2 separate regions of the Homo sapiens genome follow, and region 2 is linked to region 1. A link is a contact called in ENCODE Hi-C or POLR2A ChIA-PET data. All regions are on one chromosome and are shown on one strand. The core of a region is the stretch at or near the end of the contact, and the rest is flanking DNA. Distances in the headings are between cores, read along the strand shown. Region 1 holds the start of RNF220 (ring finger protein 220). Region 2 overlaps ERI3 (ERI1 exoribonuclease family member 3).

Region 1 (4,650 bases), core at 287-2,786:
GTTGTAAATGTAGAACTCTAAGTGATCAAATTAACAATTTATTTAGAGTTGCCAATTAAAATTTTAAAATACCAACAGCACACATATACATAAACATACTTAATATTTAGATGCTACCTTAATGTTAAACATAAGTAAAAAGGACAATGAAATAATAGCAAGAATGAGATTTTGAGTCTCATTCTTTTTAGACAATTTATAATCCTATGTGGTTCTCTGTAAAGTGGATTATCAGTGTGTACTCCATTTCTCCCCACCCTCCCTTTTTTTTTTCCAGATGAGAAATCTGAGGTTTTAGACACTTAACTACAAAACAAAAGAATGACTTTTTTTTTTTTTTTTTTTTTTGTCACCCAGGCTGGAGTGCAATGGTGTGATCTCGGCTCACTGCAACTTCCGCCTCCCGGGTTCAAGCGATTCTCCTGCCTTGGCCTCCTGAGTAGCTGGGATTACAGGCGCATGCCACCACGCCCGGCTACTTTTTGTATTTTTAGTAGAGACAGGGTTTCACCATGTTTGTCAGGCTGGTCTTGAACTCCTGACCTCTTGTTCCGCCCGCCTCGGCCTCCCAAAGTGTTGGCATTGCAGGCGTGAGCCACCGCGCCCGGCCAGGAATGACTTCTTAAACCAGGATTTGATTTTGGTTGAACTTTGCTTTCAGAACTAGAACTACCTGCTATCCAAGACTTGTTAACCACGTTTTCATGGGCAAATTACAAAACCCTTTCAACCCCAGTTTCCTCTTCTATAAACTAGTGGTAATATTATTATCTCCAGAATTAATCTTAGGAGTAAATGAAATTATGTAAAGGCATTTAGTCTCATAACCGGGCTCCTAGAAAGCACTCAGGAATGTTAGTTCTCTATCCATTTCCCCTGTTTATCTTTGTGTTTGATGAATTATAGGATGATATGAAATGATCTGAAATGAACTGTAATATAAACATCAATAAAACACCAATAAAAAATTTTATTCTCACATCTGGATGCTATACTAGGCCTTCACCTCCTCCAAAAGTTACAGTTTTATTAATATTCATTTATTATTTATTATTATAGTCAAAGACCCAGAGAAGCATTCCAGGAACAAAGCAGCAGGTAAGATTTTTCTGGGAAAAGACAGAGATTTTGAGGGACCCAGGATTTGGGGGTCATTTAAGCAGCAGTGGATGTCAGTCTTCAAGCTTTGCCCATTTACTCTTGGTCCCTTTTGGTTCAGGAAAGGAAGAACAACAAGCACGAAACCATTCACTGAGACCTTTGCGGGTGGGGGAGGAGGGATGTAAACAAAAGCCAACGCTCTCTTTAGTTCACAATGGCTCGCGACCCCAAGACTTCCAAGCTCTTTGGTGAGGGCCAGCAGGTCTGTTCTCCAGGAGTGCCCTGGGTCTGGACTTCATTTCCCAGAGTCCCTTAGTGCCCTAATGTATTCAGTGCTCAGAGTGCCTGTATGTGTGTGAGTGTGAGAGAATGTGTGCGTGCGTGTGTGTGTGCGCGCGTGTGTGTGTCTCCGAGTCCCTGGGAGAGTGGAGGCTCATTCACTGATTAGATCCAGCGCTGAGAGGCAGCACTGCTCCTTCTCTCACGCCAACTGAGTCTCTTGATCTGTACATGCAATCCCAGGCAGCTCGCGAACACAAACCCGGGGCCAGCCGCCTACTGCTGCTGCTGCTGCTGCCGCTGCCGCCGCCGCCGCCGCCGCTGCCTCCGCCGGCTCTGCGAACCCGGGACTTTTCATGCACCACACTCTCCGCCTGCTTCCCTCCGTGTCCTGAAAAGTGCGACCGTTCTCCCAAGGAATTTCCACGGCAAGTATGGAGATCAGAAAGGGGTGTGGACGTGTGTGCGTACCCAAGAGGGGTGGGTGCGAGGGCGGCCGGCTTGTTCAGGAACCTGGCTAACTTTCCGGGTCCGTTTCCTAGGGATTCGGGCGGTTCCCTCTGGACGGGGGCAGGGACTGGGACTCGGACTGGCGCGTCTTGGATCATCGCGACGGAGCCTCTCGGCATCGGCGCCCTGCGCGCTCCGTGCGCTGCCTCGCTCAAACTTTCCGTCTTGAGTTTTCCTTAATGTGTTTTATTTGGGGAGGGGGGGAGGTGCAAGGGGGAGGGACCAGACGCGGGAATTGGACAAGTTGGGAGGGTGAGGGCACTGCAAGGGAAGGGAGCAGGACTTCTTTTCTCCGTCTCTTAATAAGCCCCATTCCCACTTTGTTCGGGTCGATATCGAGAATGCCTTCTCGCCGGGCTCTCTGGTGCACCCCCCGGTGATTTCCGGGCTCCCCTATGTACCCCGCGTTGATTTCCGGCGAGGCCAGGGCTGGGTGGTACTCAGTGGGGAGCCCGAGGCGGCGGGCGGATGGAGAAGGGGCGAGCCGAATGAGAAACTACCCCGACAGCCTCCACCCCACACACAGCCGGCTCCGCGGGATACCCGGGGAGTGGCTGTTTAGCCCTGGACCCCGGGTGCTCGGCTGACTTTTTCCTAGCGGGGGCGGGTGTGAAGGGTGTGGAGGGAGGGAGGTGGGGTAGGATGGATGGATCCTCTGCGGGCAGGAAGGAGGCAGGTGCTAGCATAGAGGCGGACCGTTCTAAACGCCACCGGTAAACTCCCCACTCCTCTGGGCTGGACCGGCCTGGCCGTAGAGTAGCCCGACACGTGGGATCTCCCGGGATTTTCGGGGTCGGGACCCCCTCTCCCAGCGGTTCTACTGAGCAAGGCGGGAGGACGATCGTGGAGACGAGGGCTACTTGACTACTCTACTTGTAGTTTTATTTTTATCTTAGACCTGCCTTAAACTGAGTAACAATTTCTCTTCTGACTTAAGAACAAAACTTTTCAGTGAGCACGCCGGTCGCTGCGGTCCTGCGGCCACTGCCGCCGCGCTTGTCAGCCCGGGCCGAGCGACCTTCTCTGCCCGGAACCCAGCCCCGCCACCGCACTCCGGAGCCTCCGGCCTCCCCCACCCCACCCCCGCCCCCCAACCCGGGGCTTTTCAGGGCTCGGCCTGGGCGTTTCGCCTTTGTGCTTTGTAAGAGAAAGCCTTTTCTTCCAGGGCACAACAAACTTGGGCGGAGAGCTTCCGTGTGGCCCCCCGGGCGAGGCCGCCCACGGTGGTGAGGCCATCCGAGGGGATGCCCGGTTCATCCCCCAGTCCAGGAGCCTCTCCGAGAGCTCGCGGCCCAGGTCGACCCCAGCTGGCGAGGGCGCGCAGGAGTCCCGAAGTAGCGGGGACTAGGGCAGCCAGGAGGCAGGGGGAAAGCTCTCGCTTCCCGTTAAGCACACCCTGCATTCTCGGGTCGTGGATGCAGCTCCAGCGGAGAGCCCGTGTTCCGGCCCTGAGCCAGGCGCGCGTCGCACTGGGTGGGTGCATGGGGCCCGGGCCATAGGTGTGGGGGCACAGCCCTACCTGGCCGGCCCGGGTCGTCTGGGGTCTGCGCCGGCCCACTGGCCCGGGAGCCGCCGAGGGGGAGAGCACCGCACTCGCTGCCCACGACGCCCAGCAGCCACATCTTGCCTCTCGCCTCCGCTCCGGACTCGGCTTGAGGGGCAAAGGGGAGAGAAAGGAAAAATAAAGAAAAAAAAGGGCGGCAGTGAGGAAGCAGCGAGGGGACTGGGGGGAGCAGAGTGGGCAGGGGGGCTTTGCCTTGCCTGGCCTCCTCTTTCCGTCTCGCGGGCTCTTCCTGCAAAGGGGAATGAGCAGAGGGGGGAAAGGCAGAAAGAGCGTCGAGGAAGAGCGGTGCTGGCGTCTTCCGTGCCGATCCCTCCTGGCCCGCAGAGACCCGGCAAAAGTGGCGTGAGTTCGCTTGCTGCGCTTCGAGGCAAGGCTGGGGAAGGCCGAGGACGGGGCGGCGCCGCGTCGCGCCGCTGGTGGCCGACAGGGCCGGGGCCGGGCGCGGAGCGAGCGGGGACACACACCTGTTCTGCGAGCCGCGCGGTGTGCGGCGGCCGGACGGCCGCGGTGCGGGCCGCAGAACCCTCCCTCCCGCACTGCGCATCCGCAGTCCAGGAGCTGGAAGGGCCCGGCAGCCCCGCGCCGGTCCGTATTTGCAGGAGAAGCGGGAGTGGAGGAGTCCGCGGCTGCCCGCTGAAGCGGTGGTGCGCGCGGCGGCGGGACCCGGGTGACCCCCGGGGCGGGGCTGCTCGGGGGCTGGAGGTCCTTGGACTTTGGTCGAAGGCTGGCAGCTCTGAGCCCCTGCCCCGCGGGCCCCGCGCGGCTGCGGACCAGGGGCCCTTGCACGTGTCGGTTCTTCCTGGACTGGCGCTTTGGTTGCCCAAAGTTGGGCGCAGATTGTTTCGTGCGGAGGTTGTTGGGACCCAGAGTATTCTATATACAAAGGCAACCGAGAGCCGGAGGGAGAGGTCGGGCCAAAGAGTAGTGGGCTCGGCTCCGCGTTGGGCCCAAGTTTATGTAGGTTTCGCCTTCACCTCTTCTTCCCCCGTTTTCCCTAAAAGAGTTGATTTTTTTTCCCAGTCGAGACTCTTCCGAGCTGAATAATGCACCCGCTCGCTGAGCCAGTATCCCGCGACCCCGCACTCTCGGACTGGCCCGGGCTGTCTCGGATTCGCACCCTTTGGCCAAGCTGGGCCTGAACCCGGGTCCAAATCTGGGACCATACCCGGCCATGCCTGAAACACAGGCGTCGGCCC
Region 2 (4,751 bases), core at 499-2,998, 77 kb before region 1:
AAATCTAAAAGCAACACATACCACAAGGTAGAAAATGCAGTCCCTGGAAAACATGTGGGTTTTACCCAAATATTTAGTTTTGGATAAAAGTCTCATGCAAAGACGGGCCCTTTCTCCAAGGATCAAGAAGCCTCCTGGCCACAGGGAAGAGGGTAAGTTGGATGGGAGAAGTGAGGGCTACACTGGGCAATGGGGTATGGTTTGCAATAACAGTTTCTCCCTTGGAAAAAAAAAAGACATTTTATGCACAAGGAGCTTATTTCTTAAACAAACACTCGTGGTTTTGATTTACACCACAGTCTGCTCCTAAATAATTTATGGCGGGTTAAATTTATTGCCAAGCCCTGGCTGGCTGCAAATTCGAATTGCCAAATAATTAGATTTTAGGGCAAAGCTTATAAATTACCCGTCGATTTGTCCGGACTTGTTTGTCAGTTGCTTTGTGCTTCGGGTCATCTTTGGCATTTGGCTGTTTGGGTTTTAATTGCTGATTTACACTTTGACAGATGAGAGCTGATGCTCGAAGTTTCAGGACAAGGAAGGGTAAAAAATCGGAGCTTTAAAAGGCTGATTTTTCACCTACATGTCCCCCTCTCCCCATCTCCATAGACCCCAAAGCAATTAAAATATAGAAAAGAGGCTGAAAATAGACACTGCTATTCTTTATTTGAGGAGAGTATGGGTGCAAAGTGAATTATAATTTACCCTTATTGAAATCTGAATTTTTCAAAAACATAATACCAATAAATGAAGGAGACCAAGTCTTAGAAACCACATCCTCACCTGAGGTGTGCACACCTGTGTCTCCCTCTGTATGTACATGACTCAGAAACAGCCACAGTTCAAACATTTTTACATATTCAATTGTAAATAACTTCAGATATTAGTGGCTTCTGTGAAGCTGACCCTTCAAGGGCACCAAACAACCAAATGATTTGTTTGTAGCTACCTGTAGACACACATTTGTCATGAAATTAATTTAAACAAATCTCAGGTTATGTGCTAGAGAGGTCCCCTGGAGGCATCACTAAGGAAGGGCCTAGAAATGGAAGGGTGCCAAGCCCAAAAAAATCTCTCTGGATAGTACTCTGGTTCTATCAGTATGTTGATAAGAGGGCCTGATCTCTCTGTGTTTCCCAGAGAAGCAGGGCCTGCCTCCCAGTCACCTGCTGTATCTCAACAGCTTATTAGGAGGTTGTGGATCAGAATAATACTAGTACTAGTTCTACTAATAAGAGCTAATACCTATAAGCCATTACATATCAAACACTGTTTTGAGCACTTAATATGTTTAACTCAGTTTATCCTCCCATCAGTCCTATAAGATTGGTACTATTATTAACCCCACTTTGCCAATAAGGCAACTGAGGCATAAAGAGTGCAAGCAACTTGCCCAAGGTCAGACTACCAGTAGGTAGTCAAGACTCAAATCCAGACAGTCCAGTTTTGGAATCTATGCTTTTAACTACTATGCTCTACTGATTCTCATCAGAACAGCGTCTACCTCAGCTTCCCTCACTTTGAAGGTCCAGAGTCCACATTCTGGGACTTGGGCACATGCAGCCAAAGCCTGTTCCATCAGTCACCCAACAAAGTGGAGGAAAGGCATGTGTCTTGCTCAGGATCACAAGATGAATCAGAGGCTTGGTTAGACAAAGACCATTTTTCAAACCAATTCAAATATTGCCTTAAGATACACTAGCTGGGGGTGAAGAAATGGCGGTGAGTAACAAGTGATCAAGACAGGACCAGGCCCACTCAGGCAGACTGAGAATTCTGGTCAGACTACTTGGCCAGGAGCCAGGGAAGCTGGCTGGGCTACAGGAGGCCTTGCTCAATAATCCCCATCCATAGCCCCAGGGACTGCTGATCTCTTCACAGAATACTGCATGCCTGTGGGGTGGTTCATAGATTCCCTGTTCTCTGCCCACAAATGATGGCCAGCAGCCAGGAAGGTAAACAGTTGTGCTGGCATGACAATAGATTTTTAAAAATTCACTGACTAGTAAGCAAGCAATACACAAACGGATACCCGCCCCCCACCCCCGCAATGCACTGAACACATTTCTCACACACTGTCCCATATGATCCCACATCTCCGTAAGCAGGCAGGAATCACTCCCCTGTTTTGCAGATGAGAAAGCTAAGAGGGTCAGCTGTTGTCAAACCAGTCCCATCACTTGAGAACTTGTTAGAAATGCAAATTTCTGGCCTCCACCCTTGCCTTTCAGAATCAGAAGCCCTGGGGATGGGGCCAACAGCCTTGGTTTTAACAGCCCTCCAGGTGACTCTGACGCTCGCTGAAGTCTGAAGTTTGAGAACCGCTGGTCCAGACTACAGCAGTGTTTCTCAGACTTCAAATGACCTGAGGAATGTGTCAGATTGCAGGTTCTATTTCAGTATATTTAGTATATTCAGATTATATTTCAGTATATTCTATTTCAGTAGGGCCGGCATGACATTCTGCATTTCTAACAAGCTCCCAGGTGATGAGGATGCTGCTGGTTCTCAGACCACAATTTAAACAGCAAAGGTGTAGTCTAGAACATTTATGTGACTAACTCCTTATCGCTGAGGTACTGACCAAATGAGAATCAGAGCCCATGGCTCTCAGCTCCCTTCTCAGAGCAAACCCTTACTTGACCCACTTTAAGCACCCGAGTCAAGCCCTCTAAGTCTGCTAACCATCGCTAGCTCTTATCACCAGACATTTCATCCTCCTTGCTGCCAAGAGCTAGGGCAGAAAAACAGGCCTGTCACATCCAAGAACTTCACAGAGTAGACTGGCACATCTCTGTCAGGGAGCTAGCAAAAAGTCTTCTTGTCATGGCAGTGCCTGCTTCCTTTAGGAATACTGTCAAGACCAGGGCATCAGCTACCCTCAGAGTGCTCAGCACACTATTGTCTCAGCCCTCCAGAAAAAAACCTTCCTCTGTCCAGATGAACCAAAAAGCAGGACTGGGTACCTCTCCTATGAGAAGACCGCTCATTACAGACACAAGCCAGGAGCTTATCTGGTCTATCTAACTGCCTCTGGTCCTGAGAAAGGCCTCTCCAACCCTGGCCACAAATTTGGAGCAGGATCACAGAATTCCTGCATATCCTAAGGCACCTACTTGGGGACTCCTTGCTATCCTCACCAGCCACCACATTCAACACCATCAACCATGAATTTCCTTTCAGGTCTGCCCCCGACATTGTTTCTCTAGTCACATTACCTTTCCAGTGAAAGTAGACCTGATCAAAATGCCATGTTTCATCTCACTCATCAGCCCTACCCACCCATCTGTAACTACCAATCCCGTTCAGTTGACCAGCTGGCCTTTAAAATGCCGCTAGTGTTGTGAACAACGCAGACATGTCCCTGCATTTCCAGACAATGCAATCTCAAATCATGGCTCTCAGTTTTATCACACTTTTAGAGAGCAAGATTCCAAGCTTTCTAGCCAGTTATTATCCTATCTACCTAACCATCACTACCTACCTCCTCTAGGCCAATGGCCAAACAATGCATCAAATAGGTCCTAGAGGAATAACTACCCACATTACCACTAAGGAACTCAACTATAACAGCTCTGCCTGTTATGTTCTCCCTGATACGGATCTTCTACTCAGAGTACCCCATTTACAACAACTATAGATTCCATGCGCCACTCCTTAACAAACCTCAGTACCACTGACTCCTCAGTAGGCCACTAGTCTCCAAAAGAGTTATGAGCTACATAAGAACATGGTTCTCAAGCCTGTTTCCTTCCTAGCACACCTAAGGGTTACAACATGTAACTTCTCCCCATTCTCACCATCGCCAACCAACTAACATCCTAGTCCAACCCACTAGCATCTCTCTCAAGTACTGCATCCGTACCAGTCTCCCAACATACATTTTTAACCTCTTGGAACAACTTCCTTTCCATTCCCATGGACTCTGGCTTATAACATCTATTTCTGTTTCTTCTTTTCCACTCAGTAATACATTCAAATTTCCTTTTCCGGCTCCCCAACTGTACCCCCATTGTAGAGTATGAACACTCCTTTACTTTCAGCAACGTCGGCATCTCCAAATAAGTGCCTCTGCCAGCACCTAACCCTCAGATCAGCCCTTGGCTGGAATGGCCTTCCAGGACTAGACACTGACTATACACTACAACAGAAGTAGAGCCACTTGTGTATCAGACCTGTTTTGCCACCCACAGGCCTTCCAGATCTCCTTACTGGCCAACTACATGCAGGGACAGGACCCAAACAGCAGCCTATCCCAAGGCACCTCTACATCCAAATAAAAGCTGCCCTGATGTTTGTCTCTCCCTCCAGATTTCTTCTTTCTGATTTACTTCCTTTCTGACTCTCCCAACACCTAACAGGGTTTTGTCCGTGGCAGGAGCATCAATACATATAAACGCTTTTCTGCCTGTGCCAGCCTGTTCACCCTTCTGCTGCAGACCTGCCAGCCTTTGCTGGGGGTGGGGGTAGCTGGTGTCAATGTGGGTACACTCTTGTTTCAGGCTTTTAGGCTATGGCTCAATTTTCACAGCTAGAGCTCAAAACTCATCACATAAATGTAAGAATGTGGGGGTTTTTTAAGTATCGTGAACACCCAGGATAAGAGGATAAAAAATAATCATCCCAATGGCATCTTAATCAAAATGATGCAAGATCCTTTTTCCCAATGAGATACAGAGATGCAGAAAGGGTCTCCTGATATCAGTTTCCTCATGTCAAACAATGGAGATCAGTCTACAAAAGAAATATAA

The links. A loop is a pair of places that touch in the nucleus more often than their neighbours do. ChIA-PET counts read pairs that join two places held with the same protein, here RNA polymerase II (POLR2A). Pooled maps may share reads with other maps.
Region 2: a loop to region 1 is called in a pooled map, with 6 times the contacts of the local background. The contact joins the enhancer-like site here to the promoter of RNF220 in region 1. A Hi-C loop is called at or near these places in 3 of 50 pooled maps. POLR2A ChIA-PET finds 5 or more read pairs at or near these places in 2 of 52 experiments (AG04450 and PC-9).

Annotation. Positions count from the first base shown.
Region 1 is chr1:44,403,719-44,408,368 of GRCh38, forward strand. RNF220 (ring finger protein 220) reads left to right here and starts at 1,537. Exons shown (of 15, transcript NM_018150.4): 1 at 1,537-1,812. RefSeq lists an enhancer at 2,430-2,952.
Region 2 is chr1:44,326,188-44,330,938 of GRCh38, forward strand. All of the region lies in intron 3 of ERI3 (ERI1 exoribonuclease family member 3), which reads right to left. Among named protein-coding and RNA genes, the nearest start is that of ERI3, 27 kb to the right of the region's middle. Within about 2 kb of position 1,749, at least 12 of the 41 ENCODE cell types and tissues checked have a DNase peak (open chromatin) inside an H3K27ac peak, as active enhancers do; they include PC-9, where a contact is called at or near this core.